Linked DNA regions of Homo sapiens: regions 2 and 3 are each linked to region 1. Evidence: chromatin contacts called from ENCODE Hi-C or POLR2A ChIA-PET data. All regions are on one chromosome and are shown on one strand. Each heading gives the region's core, a stretch centred on a gene start or an enhancer-like site at or near the end of the contact. The rest is flanking DNA. Distances are from core to core; before and after follow the strand shown.

The links. Hi-C counts contacts between places; a loop is a spot of excess contacts on that map. ChIA-PET counts read pairs that join two places held with the same protein, here RNA polymerase II (POLR2A). Pooled maps may share reads with other maps.
Region 2: a loop to region 1 is called in a map of psoas muscle, with 1.9 times the contacts of the local background. The contact joins two enhancer-like sites. A Hi-C loop is called at or near these places in 1 of 168 maps with a recorded cell type or tissue (psoas muscle) and 1 of 50 pooled maps. POLR2A ChIA-PET finds 5 or more read pairs at or near these places in 1 of 52 experiments (GM12878).
Region 3: a map of PC-3 shows a loop between it and region 1 (11-fold over the local background). The contact joins two enhancer-like sites. A Hi-C loop is called at or near these places in 1 of 168 maps with a recorded cell type or tissue (PC-3). POLR2A ChIA-PET finds 5 or more read pairs at or near these places in 1 of 52 experiments (activated naive CD4-positive, alpha-beta T cell).

The regions. Positions count from the first base shown.
Region 1 is chr3:23,323,098-23,327,357 of GRCh38, reverse strand. All of the region lies in intron 3 of UBE2E2 (ubiquitin conjugating enzyme E2 E2), which reads right to left. Among named protein-coding and RNA genes, the nearest start is that of UBE2E2, 120 kb to the right of the region's middle. Within about 2 kb of position 1,502, at least 3 of the 41 ENCODE cell types and tissues checked have a DNase peak (open chromatin) inside an H3K27ac peak, as active enhancers do; they include PC-3, where a contact is called at or near this core.
Region 2 is chr3:23,487,834-23,492,611 of GRCh38, reverse strand. All of the region lies in intron 3 of UBE2E2 (ubiquitin conjugating enzyme E2 E2), which reads right to left. Among named protein-coding and RNA genes, the nearest start is that of UBE2E2, 290 kb to the right of the region's middle. Within about 2 kb of position 1,976, at least 2 of the 41 ENCODE cell types and tissues checked have a DNase peak (open chromatin) inside an H3K27ac peak, as active enhancers do.
Region 3 is chr3:23,574,551-23,578,728 of GRCh38, reverse strand. The region is part of intron 5 of UBE2E2 (ubiquitin conjugating enzyme E2 E2); the gene reads right to left. Among named protein-coding and RNA genes, the nearest start is that of UBE2E1, 230 kb to the left of the region's middle. Within about 2 kb of position 2,073, at least 3 of the 41 ENCODE cell types and tissues checked have a DNase peak (open chromatin) inside an H3K27ac peak, as active enhancers do; they include PC-3, where a contact is called at or near this core.

The sequences.
Region 1 (4,260 bases), core at 253-2,752:
TCATTAAAAAGTCAGGAAACAACAGGTGCTGGAGAGGATGTGGAGAAATAGGAACACTTTTACACTGTTGGTGGGACTGTAAACTAGTTCAACCATTGTGGAAGACAGTGTGGTGATTCCTCAAGGACCTAGAACTAGAAGTACTATTTGACCCAGCCATTCCATTACTGGGTATATATCCAAAGGATTATAAATCATGCTGCTATAAAGACATATGCACATGTATGTTTATTGCAGCACTATTCACAATAGCAAAGACTTGGAACCAACCCAAATGTCCAACAATGACAGACTGGATTAAGAAAATGTGGCACATAAACACCACGGAATACCATGCAGCCATAAAAAAGGATGAGTTCATGTCCTTTGCAGGGACATGGATGAAGCTGGAAACCATCATTCTCAGCAAACTATCGCAAGGACAGAAAACCAAACATCGCATGTTCTCACTCATAGGTAGGAATTGAACAATAAGAACACTTGGACACAGGGTGGGGAACATCCCACACCAGGGCCTGTGGTGGGGTGGGGGGAGTGGGGAGGGACAGCATTAGGAGATATACCTAATGTAAATGACGAGTTAATGGGTGCAGCGCACCAACATGGGACATGTACACATATATAACAAACCTGCACGTTGTGCACATGTACCCAAGAACTTAAAGTATAAAACAAAAACAAACAAACAAAAAACCTTTATGTGCCATTAAAAGACTTCTGGAAAATCTCAAGTCAAAACTACATACAACCTCATACTTTTTTTTGTATAGGATATGTGACATTAATCATAAATTATTTAGAAAAAGGCAAGGGACAGACACATCTTAAATGTTTCTTTTAATCTAACCAATTTAAGAACATAAAAATCTCAGCAGCTGCTCAAAGGGTTAATTCCAAAAACTCAGAAATTTTTCAAAAAATGTTTTGAAAAATCTTGAAAAGCCAGATAATTGGTACCCTTCTCTTCCTTTTTAAAAGATTACAGATGGCCAGGCACGGTGGCTCAAGCCTATAATCCCAGCACTTTGGGAGGCCAAGGCAGGCAGATCACCTGAAGTCAGTAGCTCGAGAACAGCCTGGCCAAAATGGTGAAACACCGTTTCCACTAAAAATACAAAATTAGCCAGGCTTGGTGGCAGGCGCCTGTAATCCCAGCTACTCGGGAGGCTGAGGCAAGAGAATCACTTGAACCCCAGGGGTGGAGGTTGCAGTGAGCCAAGATCGCGCCACTGCACTCCAGCCTGGGCGAGAAAGCAAGACTCCACCTCAAAAATAAATAAATAAAAATAAAAGATTACAAAGCATGTATCTACAAGAAGTCAAAATGAGACAGAAAATTATATTTGGGAGTCTCCAAGAATCAAATGGTATCCTCTACCACCTAAACATGAATTCAGAAAAAGTATCAGGTTAAAAATATTTGTTCTTTCCCCTCATTACTCACAGTGTGACTATATCACTCATCACCCAAACCACAACACTGGAAAGTGAAAAAGGGTGATATTGATAATTTTGCCAGGATAAGAGAAGTTAGGATATAAGGGCTCCCTAGTTATTTTTATAATGGTCTCTCCTCTACTAGACCGAAGGTCAGTGATACGGAGGGGTTAGATATTCACTATTATATTTCTCACAGTAGCACATTCTCTCACACAAACTAAGCAGTCAAGCCTCACATGGTGAAAAATGAAACAAATACACCGGAGAGGACGTTCATAACTACTTAGCAAAGTGTAAACATTCTGACTAGTGGACAAAGACTAAGTGTGTAAGTCTATGGGTTTAGACTTTAAAACTCAAGAAAAGAATGAGAATGGAAATTACTTATGCTATCCCATTAAATATATCTAATGTTTTCTGTATACTAAAGGACCTACAAGTGTTCAAATCCTAACAGTAAAATCTTAAGAGTCATCACTAGTCAAGAAAAAGCTTCTGAAAGTATGGTATACTCCTGGTAAGTGAATAATGTGGGAATATATTTCTCCTCCAGCCCAGCCTCAGATTAGTATGTAAATTGTGAAAAGAGTACACAAATTGAATGTTTTTATTTGCTTTTCAATTGTTTCATGAATATTTACTATACAAAACACATTTTATTATTAAATCTAAATCCTTGTCCCAAAGGAAAAAAAAACACACAATAGCTTTATTGTGGCTACTTCAATTCTTAAAAGAGTAAAATAACCTAATAATTGTTTCTTACTGATCAAAAGTAATGTGTGCCTAGAAGATTCAAAACTGCTAAAGTTTCCTGATGGTACATAAGGACCTATATTCTGTACTGCTTCTCAACAACTTTGTATCAGCTTATCTAGTTTTCATTAGGACTAGTCCTGCTTGGCGGCAGAAAGCAATTGGTGTAGTTAAAATATTTATAGTTTCATTTCAGTTCCACTGTGGTTTGTTGAACAGACATAAAACCACAATCTTTATCATATGTGTCACTTCCTGTAATTCACAACTGAACCCAATTCCACTATTCATTATATAACACACTATTTAACAAAACAAAATACCACAGATAAAGAAAATAATTAGAATCCATTTAGGTTTTTTTTTTTTAAATTCTTTTCTCCAAGAGAGGTGTGAAAAGATCTTGAAAATCTGAAGAGGCATTTCCTAAGTGCTTTTCTTTCCTGCAGCTTTACTCAATTATACATAAGTCATCAATGCCTGTGATAACAGGATACAAAAAATAATAAGGATGCAGCACAAACAACCTAACTTTTTTATAGTTCTTCACACCTAAAATTTAAGAAATCAGCTAACAAATAACAAAACTGAAGGATGTAAACTTCATTTCCTATTCCACCTTCTGGTACTGCAGCTAATAAACAGGGAAATGGTCTACAGGTAGCTGGTAAAAGAAAGAGAGGAAAGGCAGAGAAAACACAAGAGCCAGTTTACCAGACACTAATTACACCTTCCTGGATGCTTCCCTTTTAAATTCCCTTCATAATTCATAAGGAATACGGTCCTTAAATTCATTTCTGGGATAGGCAAGAGTTTAGCTAGGATTTTTATTTTTAAACAAATTTAGACAAATATGAGTGACAAACTTCATTTTATAAGAAATTTAATTCGTATTTTATAAAATCACAGATTCAACTAATACAACATTACAATGAAACTGCTTCATCCAGGTCCCAAATAATCATAAGTGATGCAGTGGAACAGGAATAAACTGGCTAAGCACCAACTGAAGATATCAGAATATTTATGCAGCAAAAACCAGCAGACATCATATAGTAAGTAGTCAAAGAAATGTTTAGCATTGCACAGTTATTCCAGAAACAGGGAGTACACAATGTTTGGCTTATACAGTTTACAGACACACATCAAGCATGTACCATTTGTTCATTCATTTACTTTAAAAACATTTACTGAGCTCCATTATGGTTAATTCAAGGCCATGGAGAAGTGAAGAGGTATATCACAACTTTTGTCTTCAAGGAGCTCAATAATCAATCATGGCATGAACAAATAATACTTGTACCAAGTGAGGCAAGTACAAAAGTGCTATGAGAAAGCACAGGGGAATAAGAGATTTCTGCATCCTGTGAAAAACGGCAGCCTTCACAGAGAAGGTGACATTGAACTAAAACTAAAATAAGGACAGGAGTTTGCTAAAAGGGAAAAAAAGGAATCCTGGCATTCAGAGAAGTTTAACTTACACAAGTTGAATAGCCCTTATCTGAAATGCTTAACCCCAGAAGTGTTTTGGATATTTTATTTTTTCAGATTTTGAAATATGTGCATTATACCTACCTAGTGGGCATCCAAAATCCAAAAATCCAATTGAGAATTGAATGAGCATTTCCTTTCAGTGTTATGTTGGTGCTGAAAAAGTTGTGAATTACAAAGTGTTTTGAATTTTCGAATTTGGGATGCTCACCCCGTATTACTTACACCTGAGCTAGCCCTGGGGTCATGCCAAATGACCCAAATTGGTCTTCTTAAATCGTCTAGAATAAAAATCAAGACTTTTGTATTCCCTAGAAGAAACAAGACAGTAAGTACTACCATGACTAACCAGTAACATAAAAATAAATGGGTAACTATAGGAGCAAATTATTAAAGTTATAAAATGTAGGCAATTTACTTAAACACCAAACCTGATTCTTCATCAATAAAACAGAAATAATAAAAGCTGTCCAACCTACCTTCATAAGGTGGTTGTGAGGATCAAATATAATAACATATAGACAGCTTCTTTATCAACAGTACAGCACAAAACAAAGCAAATAATTATTTGTT
Region 2 (4,778 bases), core at 727-3,226, 160 kb before region 1:
ATTCATGGAATTAGCTAGCTGAAAATAAACTTTTAATGGTAATGGATACCTAAACTGTGTGTTTAAAAAATCTAATCATACTACACAGCAAGTGAGAATTGCTGTCTGCTAATCCTACAACCCAGTGAAATTCTCTTAAAGTATGTGTGTGATTGATCAGGTAGGGAGTATCTTGTCTGAAGAATAGGTGTTCAGTCCCTGTAAGTCCAGGGAACTGACCTGAAATTACCAGGGAATAGGGTAGTGAGAAGAAGATGAGGGGATTTTTCAAAAGCTTTAGCAATCCTTGCTTATAAGCAGAGTCCATGTAACTGAATTCATCCTTCCTGTGGGAAAGTACATTGTTCACATTCAAACTATATATTGCACCTATGTCCAAAGTCCCTTTGGAAGCTAGCTGCAGGGATATTGAGCTTCTGGCATACAACACAATAATGAAGGTGTTTCTCTAGTGACAGTCTCCCTCTAATTTAGGGTTCTACTCCATGTTGTTTGTCCTCTTCAATGTCTGCCTACTTAGGGGTTCTACCCTCAGCTACCTAGTCTCTTCACCTTCATTCTGGGTATCTCATTACCTACCTTTGACAATCACCTACCAAACTGTTAGCATCTCTAATCTGGTCATAAATCTGAGAGTCATCCTTGACCATGCCTCTTTTTTCTCCTCTGCTCTAAGTCCCCCAAATCCTGTTGAATCTTACTTCATTGTTATCTCTGTACTCTGATTATTGGCCGCATCAGCTCTCATTTAGATTATGGCACCAGCATCTTGCATGGTTTCCCTGCCTCCAGTTGTGCTTCCCTCCAATCTGTTTACCAAACTGCAGCTAGGGCAATTTCCAGAAACTCCTTTAAGTAGGATCTTTTGCTTCCCTGCTTTCTCTAGGTTCTTCACGATCAAGCCCAAAGTCCTTTGCAGCATACAAAGTCTTTCATAAAGAATTGGCTCCTGCTTACACTTCTGGTCCCATCCCTTGCCATCCCAAAGCTCCCCTTCAACTCTATTACTCCAATCATACTGGAATTACTTGCAGAGCTTTCAAGAGAGCTGGGCTCTTTCTTGTCTCCTGGCTTTTGCATAAGATGTTCTGTAGGTCTGACCATTCTATTTGACCCCTAGTTCTTAACTTGGCTGCAACCTTTCTGATCCCCTAAAGGCTGTACTAGGTTCTCCTTTGGAAGTGGTAACATTCTGTGCAAATATAAACGTTATAAAAACATAGACATAGGCCTCTAATTTTGGGGGAAGAAGACATATTAAGAAACAGCATTAACTGGATCAAAGGAAAAAAAGAACTCTATACTGACAGTGAAAAGGCATTCCCTATGCCCCAGAGGGTGTTCAGAAACAGGCCAGTACTGTAGTGTCTGAGAGGAGGACAAATGAAGACTAGTATTCCATAGACTCCTGAGATTCCCTGTATTTGTATTCATTAATTTTTTTTTAAAAAACCAATACTGCCAAAGTCTACCAAAACATCTTAGGAAGTTAGGATATAATAGCGCTGATAGAAAAGACCCATTTCATACACTAAACTCCATGCAGAAATGGACTGTTAATTTTATCCCCCATAAGGCTTCTTCCTAGTCCTTAAACATCTGGTTCTAATTCTCCTGAAATATTCCAAGAAAAATAATTATTTTGTACTTTTTTGTCAGTGAATGCTTAATAAATGGGAATGATATTTACCCTCAATCACACTTTACAGATTTGAGATGTAAAGATGAAAAAAATGATTTTGGCTATCTTTCACCAAATATCATTTTAAAGTCACTATTGTTACCTACTCTGTACCCTTTGTTATCACTGTCAACAACTTAGCAGAGAGTAAGAAATAGAAGAAAAAGAATATTTTAAATGAAAAAATAACTACTACTTAATCATCATAATACTTCCTTTTCCCAGGGAAAGCAGTAGCCAGCAAGCTTAGAGAGTAAACGAGCCTTCTATGAGTCACTGAGAAAGGAAGACTTCCTCAGTAAGTTCATGACACTCCTTGACTTCCCTGCCTCTTTTTGTGTTACGTGCGTGTATATTTAATTTTCCCAATGTGTGGATACCTTGCAATGAGTACACAACTATGCCAACAGACTTAAAATTTTAAGAGACATAACTGTATAAAGTAGTGAGCAGGGATAAGCAGAGAAACTGGGAAGCAGGAAGAAAGACTACAGGGAAAAACTGTATATTCTTCCTTTTCTTTTTAAGCTACATTTTTATAATATGCATTTACTTGTAAACATAAAGACCAACCACGGAATCAACAAGAACTAAGTCTTACTTTTTACAGGTTAAGTATCTCTTATCTGAAATGCTTGGGACCAGAAGTTTTTCAGATTTAAAATTTTCAAATTTCAGATGTTCAACATGTATATACATAGGTTGTTAGAAATAGGTTATGATTATAAAGACTTTGGAAACCATCTAGAGTTCAATTTTTTTATAACACAGAAGCAAGCAAGCATTAGAACTGGACTAGAAATCCATTCACTTGGACAATTAGGCATAAAATCAATCAGAATTAAAATACTGAATTATAATATCTGCAATCCTTTAATTAGCTGAAAGGACTCCAGAAATGAGCTGTGTGGTTCTCAACATTTTTTTCCCTTTTCCACTATACCTTCCTTTCCTTGCAGTAAAAATGACTCACTTCAGCAGTGATTCTCAGCATGCATATGGGGGGAAGGGGAAAGAAAGGAATACTTAGGAAAAATGAAAAGGCTCCTTCCCCGCTGAACACTTCCATTGAAGGCCTTCATTTCAAAGGCGATAATATTAAGGGTCAGAAAAGTGAAGTGCTTTGCTCAAGGTCACACCCAGAGAAGAAAACCTGAACCCTCTAATCCAGGGGTCCCCCACTCCCAGTACCAGTCCGTGGCCTGTTAGGAAGGAGGCCACACAGCAGGTGAGTGAGCAAAGCTTCATGTGTATTTACAGGCTCTCCCCATTGTTCGCATTACTCGCATTATCCCATGAAACTATTGTTGTTACCAGGCAAAGCAAGAAACTAGCAGGGCTCACCTCTTCCTTGACCTCTGCACTTATACCATGGAAACAGTAAGAGTTTCACTTTACGGGCTCTAATTTCCCTTTTCTATACCAGCTGTATGACATCTTGCATGCTAATGTCCTCTTCTGTCACATCAGCGGTGGCAATAGATTCTCACAGGAATGCAAACCCTACTGTGAAGTGCACATGTGAAGGATCTAGGCTGTGTATTCCTTATGAGAATCTAGTACCTAATGACCTGACACTGTCTCCCATCACCCACAGATGGGACCACCTAGATGCAGAAAAACAAGCTCAGGGCTCCCACTGATTCTACATGATGGTGAGTTATATAATTATTTCATTATATATTACAATGTAATAATATAAATAAAGTGTATAATAAATGTAACGTGCTTGAATCATCCCAAAACCATCTCCCCGACCCATGCCGTCTGTTGAAAAACTGTCTTCTATGAAACTGGTCCCTAGTGCCAAAAAGGTGGGGGACCACTGCTCTAATTCTAAAGTGAAGACTCTTATCCTGTCACTACATCTGCCAATTAGATACGAAGACTGAAGTAAAAAAACCAGAAAGGTAACCATTATGATAAACTACCCTGCTTGACAGGACACCAGAGATTAAGATGAGCATCTGAGTATATTTTTCAACCTTTTCATCCTGGGCATGTTTCAAATATGTAATGAAAGGCCTCAAGGTACTCAGGGCTTCCAGAAATAGCCTCTCTTATCTGTACTGTAAGAACACTTGGGCCTATGAGCTAGCAAATGTAGCAAAGAATATTTCTTAAATTAATTCCGCCCCCACCTCCCACCTGTTAGGCAGGGAAACTGTGGAGTTTTAATGTATCTACCGATCTTATCTGCAGTATAAACAAGCTTCTGACAAGAGGGTAAACCATTGCTGCCCCTACACAGTTTTCAGGAAGCCAAATCGCTTCTCAAAAATTTTCAATTCTCAAAAATGTTACCACTCATACACGGTGAAATGTAAAGCTTCCCGGTATCATTCTAATTGCATAATTATTACTTTCTAATATTTACAAAAGTAATCACAGTAAAAATTCCATTTAGAAGTTAAGATGGGGCAGATCTGAGGGACAGTTAACTATCTTAGACAGACTAGTTAAGCTGTGTAATTTGTGTTCTCACTCATAAGTGGGAGTTGAACGATGAGAACACATGGACACAGGGAGGGGAACATCACACATCGGGGCCTGTCGGCGGGGCGGTAGGGGGCTTAGCGGAGGAATAACATTTGGAGAAATACCTAATGTAGGTGACAGGTTGATGGGTGCAGCAAACCACCATGGCACTGGTATACCTATGTAACAAAAAACTGCACGTTCTGCACACGTATCCCAGAACTTAAAGTCTAATTAAAAAAAAAAAAAAAAGAAATGTAATCTGTATAAAGAGTTATTATCAAGACAAGTTGTTTCCAAGGTAGGTTAAATATCTACAAGACACTCAATATACTTCTCTTTGGCTGAGAACATCTTTTGTTTCTTGGCTATGAAAATAATAAACAATTTCTTCATACAGTTGTCTAGTTTATTCCTAAAAAGGTTGGTTGTGACATCCTACTACCTGCATTTTTTTTTTTTTAAATATTCCTTACACAATCATCTAGCTCCAAGACCCATCAACACTGTCTCTTCTACCACGCTGTCTGGAAGCCAACGTTATCAAAGCAGAGGAAGTGGAAGACAATTCAACCAGAAGACTAACAGCAAAAGTGACCTGCACACAGAGACACTTAAT
Region 3 (4,178 bases), core at 824-3,323, 250 kb before region 1:
CTCATCATTCAGCTCCCATTTATAAGTGAGAACATGTGGTGTTTGGTTTGTTTCTGTGCTAGTTTGCTGAGGATAATGGCTTCCAACACCATCCATGTCCATGCAAAGGACATGATCTTGTTCCTTTTTATGGCTGCACAGTATTCTATGGTGTGTATGTATCACATTTTCTTTATCCAGTCTATAATTGATGAGCATTTGGGTTGATTCCATGTCTTTGCTATTGTGAGTAGTGCTGCAATGAGCATATGTGTGCACGTATCTTAATAACAAAATAATTTATTTTCCTTTGGGTATACACCCAGTAATGGGACTGGTAGGTCAAATGGTATTTCTGCCTCTAGGTCACTGAAATATCACACTGTCTTCCACAATGGTTGAACTAATTTATACTCCCATCCACAGTGTAAATGCATTCCTTTTTCTCTGCAATGTTGACAGCATTTGTTGTTTTTTGACTTGTTAATAATAGACATTCTGACTGGCATGAGATGATATCTCATTGTGGTTTAATTTGCATTTCTCTAATGAGTGATTTTGAGCTTTTTTTCATATTTTTATTGGCCACACGTATGTCTTCTTTTGAGAAGTGTCTGTTCATGTCCTTTGCCCACTTTTAAATTTTTTTTCTTGTAAATTTGTTTAAGTTCCTTGTAGACTCTGGATATTAGATCTTTGAGTACTAGTATTTTGAAAAGAATCTTTTTTTTTTTTTTTTTCTGAGAGGTAGGTCTCAACCGTGGGCTTAAAATATTCAGTACGTCATATTAAAAAAGATGTGCTGTCATCCAGGCTTTGTTCTTCCACTCAGAGAGCACAGGCAGAGTAGGCACAGGCAAGTTTTTAAGGGTCCTAGGATTTTTGAAATGGTAAATGAGCACTGGCTTCAACTTGAAGTCACCAGCTACATTAGACCCCTACTAAGAGAGTCAGCCTGTCCTTTAAAGCTGTGTAGCCAGGCATTGATTTCTCTCCAGCTATAAATGTCCTAGATTGGTATCTTTCAACAGAAGGCTGTTTCATCTACAATGAAAATCTGTTTAATGTAGCCACCTTCATCAATTATCTTAGCTAGATCTTCTGGACAACTTGCTGTAGCTTCTATATCAGCAACTGCTTCTACATCTTGCACCTGCCTTGTTCCTTGGTCACCCTCAACCTTGCAATTTTATGTTAGGAAGATGGCTTCTTTTTTAAAACCTTGTGAGCCTACCTCTGCTAGCTTCCAACTTTTTTTCTGCAGCTTCCTCACCTCTCGGCCTTCACAGGATTGCAGAGAGTTACGGCCTTATGCTGGATTAGGCTTTGGCTTAAGGGAGTGTTGTAGCTGGTCTGACTGTCTATCCAGACCACTAAATCCCTATCAGCAATAAGGGTGTGTTGCTTTTTTTTTTTTTTAAATCATTCCTGTGTTCATCAAAGTAGCACTTTGTATTTTCTTTAAGAACTTTTCCTTTCCATTCACAACTGGCTAATGCTTGACACAAGAGGCCTAACTTTTGGCCTGTTTTGGCTTTTGACATGCTTTCCTCAATAAGCTTAATTATCTCCATCTTTCAATTTAAAGTGAGAGACATTTGACTCTTCCTTTCACTTGAACACTTAGAGGCCATTACAAATCAATTACAATAGTAGCATCAGAGATCACTGATCACAGATCACCATAAAGGATATAATAATAAAGTTTGAAATATTGTGAGAATTACCAAAATGTGACACAGAGACATGAAAGAGCACACGCTGTTGGAAAAATGGGGCTGACAGACACGGGCTTGCTACTAACCTTCAATTTGTTAAAAAAAAAAAACAATAACAACAGTATATGTGAAACACAAAAGCACTGTCAAACGAGGTGTGCCAGTACTGCCTTTTAGCTGTCTGTTTACTTTTCTGTTTTCTCACTGGACGGGAGCCCATGCACTCATTCAACAAATATTTATTGAGCCCCTACTCTGTTCCAGGTACTGGAGAACCAGTGCTAAACAAGTTTCTCCCCTCACAGGACTGTCTGTCATCTCTGTATCCCTCTTACCCTATATGTTTACTGCATGGATGGATGGATGATTAGAAGAATATAAGTAGATAAGGTATACACACAACAACAGCCATATATAGCACAGTCACTCCACAAGGCAGGTGTTCCTTTGCAGCACTAGCATTATAAATAGATTGCATCATAGATGTTTGTCCTGTCTCTACTCAAGGATTACTAGGAAGTCAGAGATAGGGACATGGTGGTGATTTTAACAGCATTCTTTCACTTTTCTCCTCTAATTATGTAAACATAATTTAAAAATTATGTTTTTTTAAACATAATTATTTTGTTATTGGAATTTGTGGCCTGCACTTTGCCATTTCTTGGATTCTTCAAGGCTATGATCCACTGTCCTCCGGCAGTTCCACTGTATCTTTGATTAATGTTATTCTTTTCGCTCCCCAAGTCACTGGAGGCTATCTGTGAGTTGTCTTAAAATGAGAGAAATAATTAATTTTTGTTTCTTTCATAATACTTTTATTCCATGGTTTGGTCTAGCCTAGTTTTATTTAAATCTTTTATAAAATTAAAACATAACAGATGTGCATTATAATAAATTCAAATAATACAGAAGTATGTATAAAGTAAAAAAATACTACCTTCTCTTCAACTCAATACCCCCTTCCACCTTGAGGCAACTACAGTTAATGGTTTGACCCTCATCCTTCCATATTTTATTTATTTAAATAGAAATCGCACAGACATTCTGCAACTCGCATTTTCTTCTGTAACAATGTACCGTAGCTGTGTTTCTGAGACAGCACATATTGACTTAGCACATTAGTTTTAGTAACTATAAGGCATTCCTTTGCATAGTGAGTCAGCATTCATTTTTCCACTCCCCTTATGATCACATTTAGATTTTGATTTTTTGCTGTTAGAACTATATTACAGTCTTGTATAAATCTTTGAGGACATATTTGAGTACTTCTGGAGGGCAGATTCCTGGACCACTGTATACATTTTAAATGTCTGGTAAATGCTGCCAAACCACCCTTCAATAAAAGTATGTACAATTTACTCTCTTTCTGGGCATTCTCACCAACTCATTATCAGCTTTTTTGTTTTTTTTCCAAACTAACAGAAAAATAATCTGTCGTTGTACCTGTATTTAATTTGATACCTACTGAAGTTTAACATTTTTTCAAGTTTGTTCACCATTTGTATTTCTTCTGTGAGTATTTTGTTCATGTCCTTAGTCCATTTTTTCTAATATGAAGGAACACTTTATACACTATAAATATTGAAAACACACTATAACTAAGCTTTGGCCTCAGTACTCGGTCAAAATTTGCTTTAGCTTTTGGAAGACGGAATAGGCAAATGCCTCATTCAATGTCATTTCCAGGTTTACTGAACTTGTAGAGATCAAAGATCATATAGGTTATTATCACATATAGTAAGCATAACATCATCACTTGGACTTACTGTTAGTATCTGAATACTGATTTTTAAATATTGGTAAGCATTCTGAATGTAACTTGGGACTAAAAATCTCTTTTAGCCAAAGACAAACTACATAATATATGAAGGAAACATCTGGCATTGTCTACACATGTATTCACACAAATGTTCAAAATGAGAGAGAAGAGCAGCCACCACATGTTAAAAGGCTGCTGGAACAAACATGGTTTTAATGTTATCCACTGCAAGTGCTAATACAGGCTGAGTAGCCCTAATCTGAAGATCCAAATTCTGAAATGCTCCAATGCGCATTTCCTTTGAGAGTCATGTAGGTGCTCAAAAAGTTTCAGATTTTGGAGCATTTTCAATATCCAGATTAGGGACACTCAACCTGTACCAAAAGAAAATGACTTGGTAACAAGCAACAGCTGCTGGCATAAAGTGTAGCACATCTGGTGACTGTGTGAAGCAGCAAGTGAATGCAAAAGTATTAGAAATAAAAATGTAATGGCAGAAGTCTTATGTCTGCTTCTTAAATATTGAGAAAGTGTTTTCTTTCTTAGGGACAAGGTCTCATCATGTTGTCCAGGATGAAGTGCAGTGCCTAATCACAGGCATGATTATAGTGTACTATAGCCTCAAACTCCTTGGCTCAAGCAATCCTTTTTTGCTTCAGGCTTCTAAGTAGCTGGGGCTACAGGTGTGTGCCACTGAGATCAGCCTGCAAACTGCTTTCTTT